2 separate regions of the Homo sapiens genome follow, and region 2 is linked to region 1. Evidence: read pairs that join two places in POLR2A ChIA-PET (ENCODE). Cell type or tissue: PC-3. All regions are shown on one strand. Links, peaks and the distances in the headings refer to the core of each region. The heading gives the core; the rest is flanking DNA. Region 1 has its middle 18 kb from the start of CDKAL1. Region 2 overlaps MBOAT1 (membrane bound glycerophospholipid O-acyltransferase 1).

The links. ChIA-PET counts read pairs that join two places held together with the same protein. Peaks named below come from ENCODE experiments on the same cell type or tissue, not always from the same donor. Only the 100,000 strongest peaks of a DNase experiment are listed, where the experiment ranks them.
Region 2: POLR2A ChIA-PET joins it to region 1 with 6 read pairs; 1 of 35 experiments calls an interaction of 5 or more read pairs at or near these places.

Annotation. Positions count from the first base shown.
Region 1 is chr6:20,512,601-20,520,074 of GRCh38, forward strand. No RefSeq gene overlaps it. Among named protein-coding and RNA genes, the nearest start is that of CDKAL1, 18 kb to the right of the region's middle. In PC-3, for the core only: no CTCF peak of the experiment used is centred there; a DNase peak (open chromatin) is centred at 3,901.
Region 2 is chr6:20,129,966-20,132,465 of GRCh38, forward strand. MBOAT1 (membrane bound glycerophospholipid O-acyltransferase 1) reads right to left here. Exons shown (of 13, transcript NM_001080480.3): 5 at 1,179-1,234. Among named protein-coding and RNA genes, the nearest start is that of MBOAT1, 81 kb to the right of the region's middle. In PC-3, for the core only: no CTCF peak of the experiment used is centred there; no DNase peak of the experiment used is centred there; H3K27ac peaks cover 955 bases.

The DNA.
Region 1 (7,474 bases), core at 2,730-5,229:
TCTCAAAAAAAAAAAAAAAAAAGAACTATGCCATAAATACAAAGGTAGGGACCATTGGGGTCATCTTGGACACTGGCTGCCACATATCCCTTTATCTGACTGTGTGACATTGAGTCACAGCATCTGTCAACAGTGCAGTCCAGCTCTCAGCTCATCTGACTTAACCCACAGACAGATTTTTAGAGACAAGCATGCACTCCATACCCTTAAGGCAACCCTCTATTAATATCGTATCTATCAACCAAGCTTTAGTCAATGTTGAGCATCGGGACAATTGACATTATATTTCCTGACAAGCTCCTTGAGGGCATTAAATATCTCTTGCTGATTAAGAGTATAGCAGACCCGGTGTAGCTGATCTCTGCCTACTTCTAAACCTCATCTCATTCCACTCTTACCTCCTTCATACATTCTGGTCTCACTGGACTTTTTCCCCCCACAGAGCCTTTGAATTTACAGTTCCCTTTGCCTGGAATGCTTTCCCTTGCTTCCTCACACTCTTCCCCTCCTTGGCTGCTTCTTATTCTAGGCTTTTCCTTAAATGTCACCTCCTCGGAGAGAATGTCCCAGCTCACTTGGGACTCAAAAGGGGCAATGGCTTCTCATAATTGGGGGCCCTGAGCTATGTCCTGCCAAGAAGCAGGTGAAGAAGAATGTGTTCTGGCCAAGGAAAGCAACCCCAATAGCAGCCTCATGGGGAAGAAAAGGAACCATTTGTTATTTTTTAAATGAATAATACTAATAAAGACAATTATTGCTACCATTTGTCAGTACTTAGATAGCAGTTGCACTCTTGTCCTCATCTCTCTCAAGAATTCACCTGCAGGCTGGGCACAGTGGCTCACCCCTATAATCCCAGCACTTTGGGAGGCCGAGGTGGGTGGGTCACTTCAGGTCAGAAGTTCGAGACGAGCCTGGCCAACATGGTGAAACTTTGTCTCTATCAAAAAATACAAAAATTAGCTGGGTGTGGTGGTGCACACCTGTACTCCCAGCTACTCAAGAGGCTGAGGCTAGAGAATCCCTTGAACCTGGGAGGCAGAGGTTGCAATGAGCTGAGATCACGCCACTGCACTCCAGCCTGGGCGACAGCGACAGAGCAAGACTCCATCTCAAAAAAAAAAAAAAAAAGAATTCACCTGCATAAAACATTCGCGAATAAGAGGGAATTTCTAAAGACATCAAGGGAAGAATGAGAAACAAAAAAATCTGAAGAAAAATAAAAAATAAAAAATAAAAAACCTCTTCTTCAGATAGCCCTGTTTTCCAAAGCAACTTTTTTCACTGTTCAGACACAGAGGTGTTTTATCTACCGTTGTGCTAGTAAATATTTACTAGTTAGCTCTTTGGGAGTGGGAAGGGCTGATGTGCAGACTTGCCAATTTCTGTAGTATAAATAATCCCACCATAACTGATTTCACACTGCCAGCATGATGCCTCTGAACATGAAGTTGGGAAGAAATGCCAAAAACCAGCCCTTGAAAGCCCATAGCTGCCAGCTCCATCACACCCGAGTACCCCTTCAGCCCCAACGTCATTTATTTTTTTTTTCTCCCCTCACAGATTTACCCAGCTTCCAGCTCTCCCAGTGGAACTTTGCATATGCAAACCTTATTCAACTCTCAGAAAAACAAAAAGACTTCAGTTAACAGGATTCATCCTCCCTAGAAGATATTTTGATACCAGAACTTGACTCTTAAGGCCTTAGCTCCAAGAAGTACATTCAAGTATTTCTTCTAAACTCATTTCTTAGATCGTAAGAGGAATTCAAGAAAATGTTATTTCCTCTCTTTCCTTATACATGTATCTTCTAATTTATAATCCTCATGACTGTCATTTGGGATATAATTTTAGTTTCAGTTTTCTGATAAGGAGCCAAAGTTCAAGCTGGACACAGCGGCGCACACCTGTAGTCCCAGCTACACGGGATGCTGAGGCAGGAGAATCACTTGAGCCCAGATGTTTGAGGCTGTACTGTGCTATAATCATGCCTGGGAATAGCCACTGCACTCCAGCCTGGGCAACACAGTGAGATCCCGTCTCTTAAAAAATATATGTACAAACCGAAGTTCAGGGAGTTCAAGTGACTTGCCAAAATTTACTGTTTTTTGTTTTTTTTTTTTTTTTTTTTGAGCTGGAGTCCCACTCTGCTGTCCAGGCTGGAGTGCAATGGCATGATCTCTACTCACTGCAACCTCTGCCTTCTGGGTTCAAGCGATTCTCCTGCCTCAGCCTCTTAAGTAGCTGAGACTACAGGCATGCACCACCACGCCTGGCTGATTTTTTTGTATTTTTAGTAGAGATAGGGTTTTACCATGTTGGCCAGGCTGGTCTTGAACTCCTGACCTCAGGTGATCCACACACCTCAGACTCCCAAAGTGCTGGGATTACAGGCACGAACCACTGCACCCAGCCTAATTTACCAAATGATTATTATTATTTTATTTATTTATTTATTGAGATGGAGTCCCACTCTGTCGCCCAGGCTGGAGTGCAGTGGAACGATCTTGGCTCACTGCAAGCTCCGCCTCCCGGGTTCACGCCATTCTCCTGCCTCAGCCTCCCTAGTAGCTGGGACTACAAGTTCCTGCCACCACGCCCAGCTAATTTTTTGTATTTTTTAGTAGAGACAGGGTTTCACCTTGTTAGCCAGGATGGTCTCGATTTCCCGACCTCGTGATCCACCAGCCTCGGCCTCCCAAAGTGTTGGGATTACAGGCGTGAGCCACCACGCCTGGCCTAATTTACTGAATTATTAAGTGGTATCTGATTCCATCTGATGACCAGTCTGGGCTCTTAACCTTTACCCTACATTAAGTGAGCCTGTGTACCATGCTATGGCTTAGAGAGCTCATTGGGAAGCCCTAATATAGGTATTTCTCAATCAACCATACAGCCTTCCCAGGCTATTGCTAGAGAATTAATGCTATGACTGAACAAAGAAAGTGATTTTTAAATAAGGAAATTCAGAAAACTTTGATTTTACTATACACAAACACAGAGCCAGGTACGGAAGTGAATATAAGTCTGGGAACTAAGACTTTTTCTTTTTTTAGAGAAAGGCTCTCCCTCTGTCGCCCAGGCTGGAGTGCAGTGGCCTGATAATAGCTCGCTGCAGCCTCAAACTCCTGGGCTCAAGCAATCCTCCTGAGTAGCTGGGATACAGGCGTGTGCCACTATGCTTGGCTAATTGTTAAAATTTTTTTGTAGAGACAGAGTCTTGCCATGCTTCCCAGGCTGGTCTCTAACTCCTGGCCTCAAGTGATCCTCCCACCTCGGTCTCCCAACGTGATAGGATTACAGGCATGAGACACTGTGCCTGGCTGAACTAAGACTTTGCAACATTTGTAGAAAAAAAAATGAATATGGAGGATAATAGAATAAGAAAAGCAAAGCAATGAGTAATTTGTTTTAAACTGCACCTCACAGGGAGGCAACACAGGGAGTAATTGCTAAACTCTACAAATCCACAGTATACAGTTCCCTTCAGGTAAGATCCTTAGAAATTCAGTTTTGGGGGCCAGTATCCATTCACCCTTTCTTTAATAATATCGGTGCCCATTCTGCTCTGGGAAACCTCACCTCCTCAACTTCCATTCCAAGTGCTTATTTATTTATTTTTTCTTTTGAGATGGAGTCTCACTCTGTCGCCCAGGCTGGAGTGCAGTGGTGCCATCTCAGCTCACTGCAACCTCTGCCCCCCAGGTTCAAGCTATTCTGCCTCAGCCTCCCTAGCAGCTGGGATTACAGGCATGCGCTATCATACCTGGCTAATTTTTGTATTTTTAGTAGAGATGGGTTTTTACCATGTTAGCCAAGCTGGTCTCAAACTCCTGACCTCAGATGACTCACCCACCTCAGCTTCCCAAAGTGCTCGGATTACAGGCGTGAGCCACCGCGCCCAGCCAGTCCAAGTGCTTTAGGTGGTGTCACTCCATATCCTACTTTCGAAGAGTTCATACGGGGTAGATTTTATGGTATGTGAATTACATCTCAATGAAACTGTCATCTAAAGAAAAAAAATAGTTCCTGTGACTTAGTCCAGCTAATTAGAATATTACACTCTTCTGGCCACATGAATCTGTTCAGGAACAATTATGTAACCCAATCAAATGAATAAAACAAAATTAGACTTTTGCTGGGATTGTTGAAAGGCATCTTTCAAAATGTTTTTATTGAATTGAATCCGGGAAGATGCTGCTGCAGGCAGCCATCTTGTTTCGCTATGGAGCCAGAGAATAACTCCGATCTTCCCGAAACAAGGAATAGAGACACTTCCTGATGATATTTTTATTTAACCTTCTTCCCAATTCAGTGAAGGGGAGAAAATGTAATTTCTTTTCTCAACCTTTATAAGTTCATAGCTGGGACATCTCTGTAGCAAAAGACAGATCAACAAGAGAAAAACAAGCATTTTTTTATTTTTAATGCCTGCTGTGCCCACCGTGCAGGAGAAATCCCGATTTGAAGGTATCTCTCAAAATGGTGGCTAAGAGTCCTGGTTTAGAAAGCATACCTAACAAAGAGCAATAATTTAGAAGTGACAAGACAAAGGAATAAGCAGCTTTAGGCTCCCAAAAGGTGGGGAAATTATGGGAAGGTAATAAAGTCAGCTCCAAGATTCCTCTGGCCCACTGGTGCCAGTCTCCGAGCTAAGTGGATGATAATCTGCATGTCTGTCTTTAGGCAGAAAGGACAGGCAGGATCCCTTCTGCATCTTTTTCACGGGAATTTTTATGGCCAGCCATAGGTAAGAAGGAGCAGCTCAAACAGACCTTTTCTATAAACTATTGCTTCCCAATTGTCTCTAGCTTAAAAATATTTATGCCAGGATGGCTGTGGTGGCTCATGCTTGTAATCCCAGCATTTCGGGAGGCTAAGGCAGGAGTATAGCTTGAGCCCAGGAGTTCGAGACCAGCCTCGGCAATAAAGCAAGACCTTGTCTTTACAAAAAATTCTACTGAAGCAGCCTGGATTGCTTGAGCCTAAGAGGTTGAGCCTGCAGTGAGCCATGATCTTGCCACTGCATTCTAGCCTGGGTGACACTGCAAGATCCTGTCTCAAAAAATAAAATAAAATAAAATAACAACAACAACAACAAATATGTATGCCAAAAGGCATATCTTGGGGGTGAAATATTCTGGTTTCCTTCACCAGCCTTGATTGAAGTGAAATCTGGACCAAGATCATAAGACCAAGCTACACAAGCTAATAACATATATATTTTTTAATATAAGCCAATTTGGTAGTGTTTTCTGTTATTTGTAACTAAAAAGAAGTTTGAGGCTGGGCACAGTGGCACATGCCTGTAATTCCATACTTTGTGAGGCGGAGGTGAGTGGATCACTTGAAGTCAGGAGTTCGAGACCAGCCTAGCCAACATAGTGAAACCCCGTCTCTACTAAAAAATACTAAAATTAGGCCTGGTGTGGTGGCACATGCCTGTAGTCCCAGCAACTTGGGAGGCTGAGGCGGGAGGATCAGTTGAACCCAGGAAGCAGAGGTTGCAGTGAACTGAGATTGCGTGACTACACTCCAGCCTGGGTGACAGAGTGAGACTCCATCTCAAAAAAACAAAAAGAAGTTTGAAAAATGATAAGAAATTCATATCAGAATTTGGTATAAAAGACACTAAATTGTAGAATCATCTAAGTTAAAGGTAGTTTTAAGAAAAGTAGGCCAGGCGTGGTAGCTCACCCCGGTAATCCCAGCACTTTGGGAGACCAAGGCAGGCGGATCGCTTGAGGTCAGGAGTTTGAGACCAGCCTGGCCAACATGGTCAAACACCATCTCTACCAAAAATATAAAAAGTTAGCTGGGCATGGTGGTGCGCACCTGTAATCCCAGCTACTCGGGAGGCTGATGCAGGAGAATCGCTTGAACCTGGGAAGTGGAGGTTGTAGTGAGCGGAGATCATGCCACTGCACTCCAGCCTGGGTGACAGAGTAAGACTCTGTCTCAAAAAAAGAAAAAAGAAAAGAAAAGAAACGTAAACACCCCTCAGGCCTAGGCTGAATGTTGGTAATCTTACTAACCCTTCACATGAAATGGAAACACTCAGTCAAATGACTATGGCTATCGTGTATTTTATCTTGGGACGTGGACCATTTCTTGACAAAGGATGGAATGTTAGAGAACATAGTACAACAATGCCAGAATTTTAGAGTGTGTTGGCTGTTTCCTATGGCCTATGTCATGGTGCCCCAAAAAGGAGTGTTAAATTGAAAGTAGCTCATCAGAAATCTAAGAGCTAGCATCAATTTTCTTTTTTTTTTTTTTTGAGATGAGGTTTCCTTCTTGTTACCCAGGCTGGAGTGCAATGGCGTGATCTTGGCTCACCGCAACCTCCACCTCCCAGATTCGAGTGATTCTCCTGCCTCAGCCTCCCAAATAGCTAGGATTACAGGCATGTACCACCATGCCCAGCTAATTTTGTATTTTTATTAGAGACAGGGTTTCTCCATGTTGGTCAGGCTGGTATCGAACTCCCGACCTCAGGTGATCCTCCCACCTCGGCCTCCCAAAGTGCTGGGATTACAGGCGTGAGCCACCACGCCCAGCATAATATTTTTAAATTATTCCTGATCCCATAGGTCCCATTCAGCTACCTCCTGAAGGCACTTATGGCTGACAAAGTAGGCAATTATCATTTACAGAAATGTGGCTGGACTGCAGGCCTGGAGCCGATTAGCCTCACCTGTATACCTACCCTAGAACATCTAAATTGCCTCAAGACAGATGCAGAGATGAATTTCATTAGCTAACTGTTCGAAAAGTAGGATGGAACTTTAGAGTCTGCTGCTAAGAAACAGAGGCCCAGAGGTCCAGTTCTAGACTCAACCTGGTGATTGTTTCACCTCTAAACCTCTAATGCACTTGCCACACTCTTGGTGCTCAAGAGATGTAACCTCAGGAAAAGAAATCATTACCAATGTCTACTTTAAATCTACCCACTGGAGGAAAAGGGACCATTTTAGCTGATTAAGAAGTTCACTCTGGGCCGGGTGCGGTGGCTCACACCTTTAATCCCAGCACTTTGGGAGGCCAAAGCGGATGGATCACCTGAGGTCAGGAGTTCGAGGCCAGCCTGGCCAACATGGTGAAACCCTGTCTCTACTAAAATTACAAAAATTAGCCAGGTGTGGTGGTGCGTTCCCATAATTTCAGCTACTCGGGAGGCTGAGGCAGGAGAATTGCTGGAACCTGGGAGGCAGTGGGCGCGGTGAGCTGAGATCGCAGCACTGCACTCCAGCCTGGGAGACAGAATGAGACTCCGTCTCAATCAATCAATCAATTAAAAAAAAATCACTCTCTGGCCAGGCATGATGAGTCACAGCTGTAGCCCTAGCTACTAGGGAGATTGGGGCAGGAGGAGACTTGAGCCCAGGAGGTCGAGGCTACAGTGAGCCATGTTTATACCACTGCACTCCAGCCTGGGTGACAGAGTGAGATGCTGTCTCAGAAAAAAAAAAAG
Region 2 (2,500 bases), core at 1-2,500, 390 kb before region 1:
GGTTCTCTACAGAATGACTAAATCACCAAGTATGAACTAGGGATACACTGGGTCAAATGAAATTAAATCAGTTCACAAGCTTTAAGGAAAAATAAGGAAACTAGCTGTCAGAGATAAATTTCAACCTCTCAACATTTAAAAAAAAGTCAGTCAAAAAGTGCTTGTTAGAGCAGTACAAATCCACAGAATATACTTTTACTAATTGCACCTGGCCTCTCCAAAGCCCATATTGAAATCTTCCGCCCAGCTGAAATAATCTTCCTCCTTTTCTTGGAACCCAGTTTGAACAATGTAAATCACACTTTCTGGCCATTTTTAGGCAGTGCCTGAGTGAAGAAAATGTTCAGTTTTATACAAACAGAAGATTCTTCCTTTTCCCAGCTTTGTTGTTGTTGTTGTTGTTGTTGTTATGGAGTCTCGCTCTGTCACCCAGGCTGGAGTGCAGTGGCGCGATCTCGGCTCACTGCAACCTCTGCCTCCCGGGTTCAAGCGATTCTCCTGCCTCAGCCTCCTAAGTTGCTGGGATTACAGGCATGTGCCACCACGCCTAGCTAATTTTTGTATTTTTAGTAGAGACGGGGGTTTCATCATGTTGGTCAGGCTGATCTCGAACTACTGACCTCGTGATCTGCCCACCTCGGCCTCCCAAAGTGCTGGGATTACAGGTGTGAGCCACCGTGCCTGGCCCCTTTCCCAGCTTTTTATAGGGAATTATCATTAGATAATTTTCCAAGCCAAAAAAAAAAACAAACAAAAACCAACCTAGCATTTAAAAATGATTAACCAGCCAATACTATTTAATCTTTCATTAGCTTGTGAGCTTCTCAGAGATTAAACCAAAGCTAAAAGGATGTCATTTCTTTTTAACAGATTTGAAAACAAAGGGCAGAGAGTGTCACAAATTAACTTAAATTTAAAACATTGTAAAGATAAACAGAAAACACAGAGTTCTCAGTACAAATACGTCAGCAAATTTAGACTGCCGATTCTGCAGGAAAATGGTGAATCATGGCTGGAAAAGTGAAAGGCTATGATTGCCGAGGCCTGGAAATTTTGAACAAGATAAAGCAAGATCTGCCAGCATTTGTCTAAACTTTGGACTGTGTACATAGTATAAAAAGAAGAGCTCTGCATGTCAGGCTCACTCTGAGAACCAAAAGGAGGGCTGCTGTTCTTACCATCATGAACCTGGAATGCCAAGGTTGTGATCTTCTGAGTGACAATCATCAGAGGCCTGGAAGGAAGACAGAAAATAATCAAGATTGGCAAGAAGGCCATTGATGTGGTCTGGCTGTGCCCCCACCCAAATCTCATCTTGAATTGTAGTTCCCATAATCCCCACATGTCGTGGGAGGGACCAAATGGGAGGTAATTGAATCATGGGGGCAGTTACCTCCATGCTGTTCTCGTGATAGTGAGTGAGTTCTCACAAGACCTGATGGTTTTATAAGGGGCTTCCCCCTCTCCCTTCACTCTGCAGTTCTCCTTGCTGCTGCCATGTGAAGAAAGCCATGTTTGCTTCTCCTTCCGCCATGATTGTAAGTTTCCTGAGGCCTCCTCAGCCATGAGGAACTGTGATTCAATTAAACCTCTTTCCTTTATAAATTACCGAGTCTTGGGTATGTCTTTATTTAGCAGCATGAGAACGGACTAATACAGCCGTTGGAAAGAAACTTTCATTCTATTTTTCTGGATGGTGGTTTTTTCATCTCGAAGTTTATTAAATAAAATAGAAAAATAATGAATTTGAAATAAACCATTTTTATTTCCCTTCGAAATCACTTTACATAGATAGATATAACAACACTGAATAAGAAGATCACATTAGACACTCTTGTGCCATTACTTGGTGTAGCTCCTGGACCAGCACCATCAGCATGCCCAGGAGCTAGTTGGAAATGCAGACTCCATTCCAGACCTAGAAAATGAGAATCTGCATTTTTTTTTCACTCTGTTGCCCAGGGTGGAGTGCAGTGGCATAAACATGGCTCACTGTGGCCTCGACCTCCTGGGCTCAAGCAATCCTCTCACCTCAGCCTCCCAAGTAGTTGGGATTACAGGTATATACCATCGCGCCCGGCTAATTTTTGTATTTTTTGTAGAGACTGGGTCTTACTCTGTTGCCCCAGCTGGTCTCGAACATGAGCTCAAGTGATCCTCCCACATGAGCCTCCGAAAGTGCTGGGATTACAGGTGTGAGCAACCATGCCCACCTAAGAATCTGCATTTTAACAAGATTGCCAGGGAATTCCACTCATTAAAACGTGAGAAGAGCTGGTTTGGGAGATACACAATCCAGTGCCCTGATTCCACCTGGATAGACAGATACACGGGCTCCTTCATCTAAAAATGCTCTACTATGCTTTGTTCTATAAAAGGCATAAAGTAGAAGATACATTTGTAAAATGCAGCTGCCTGTAAATAAACCATTTATTGGCCAACAATAATACCAACTTTAATTTGGAAAAAGCCATCAAATAAAAATTTGCCTGAGAAGTGG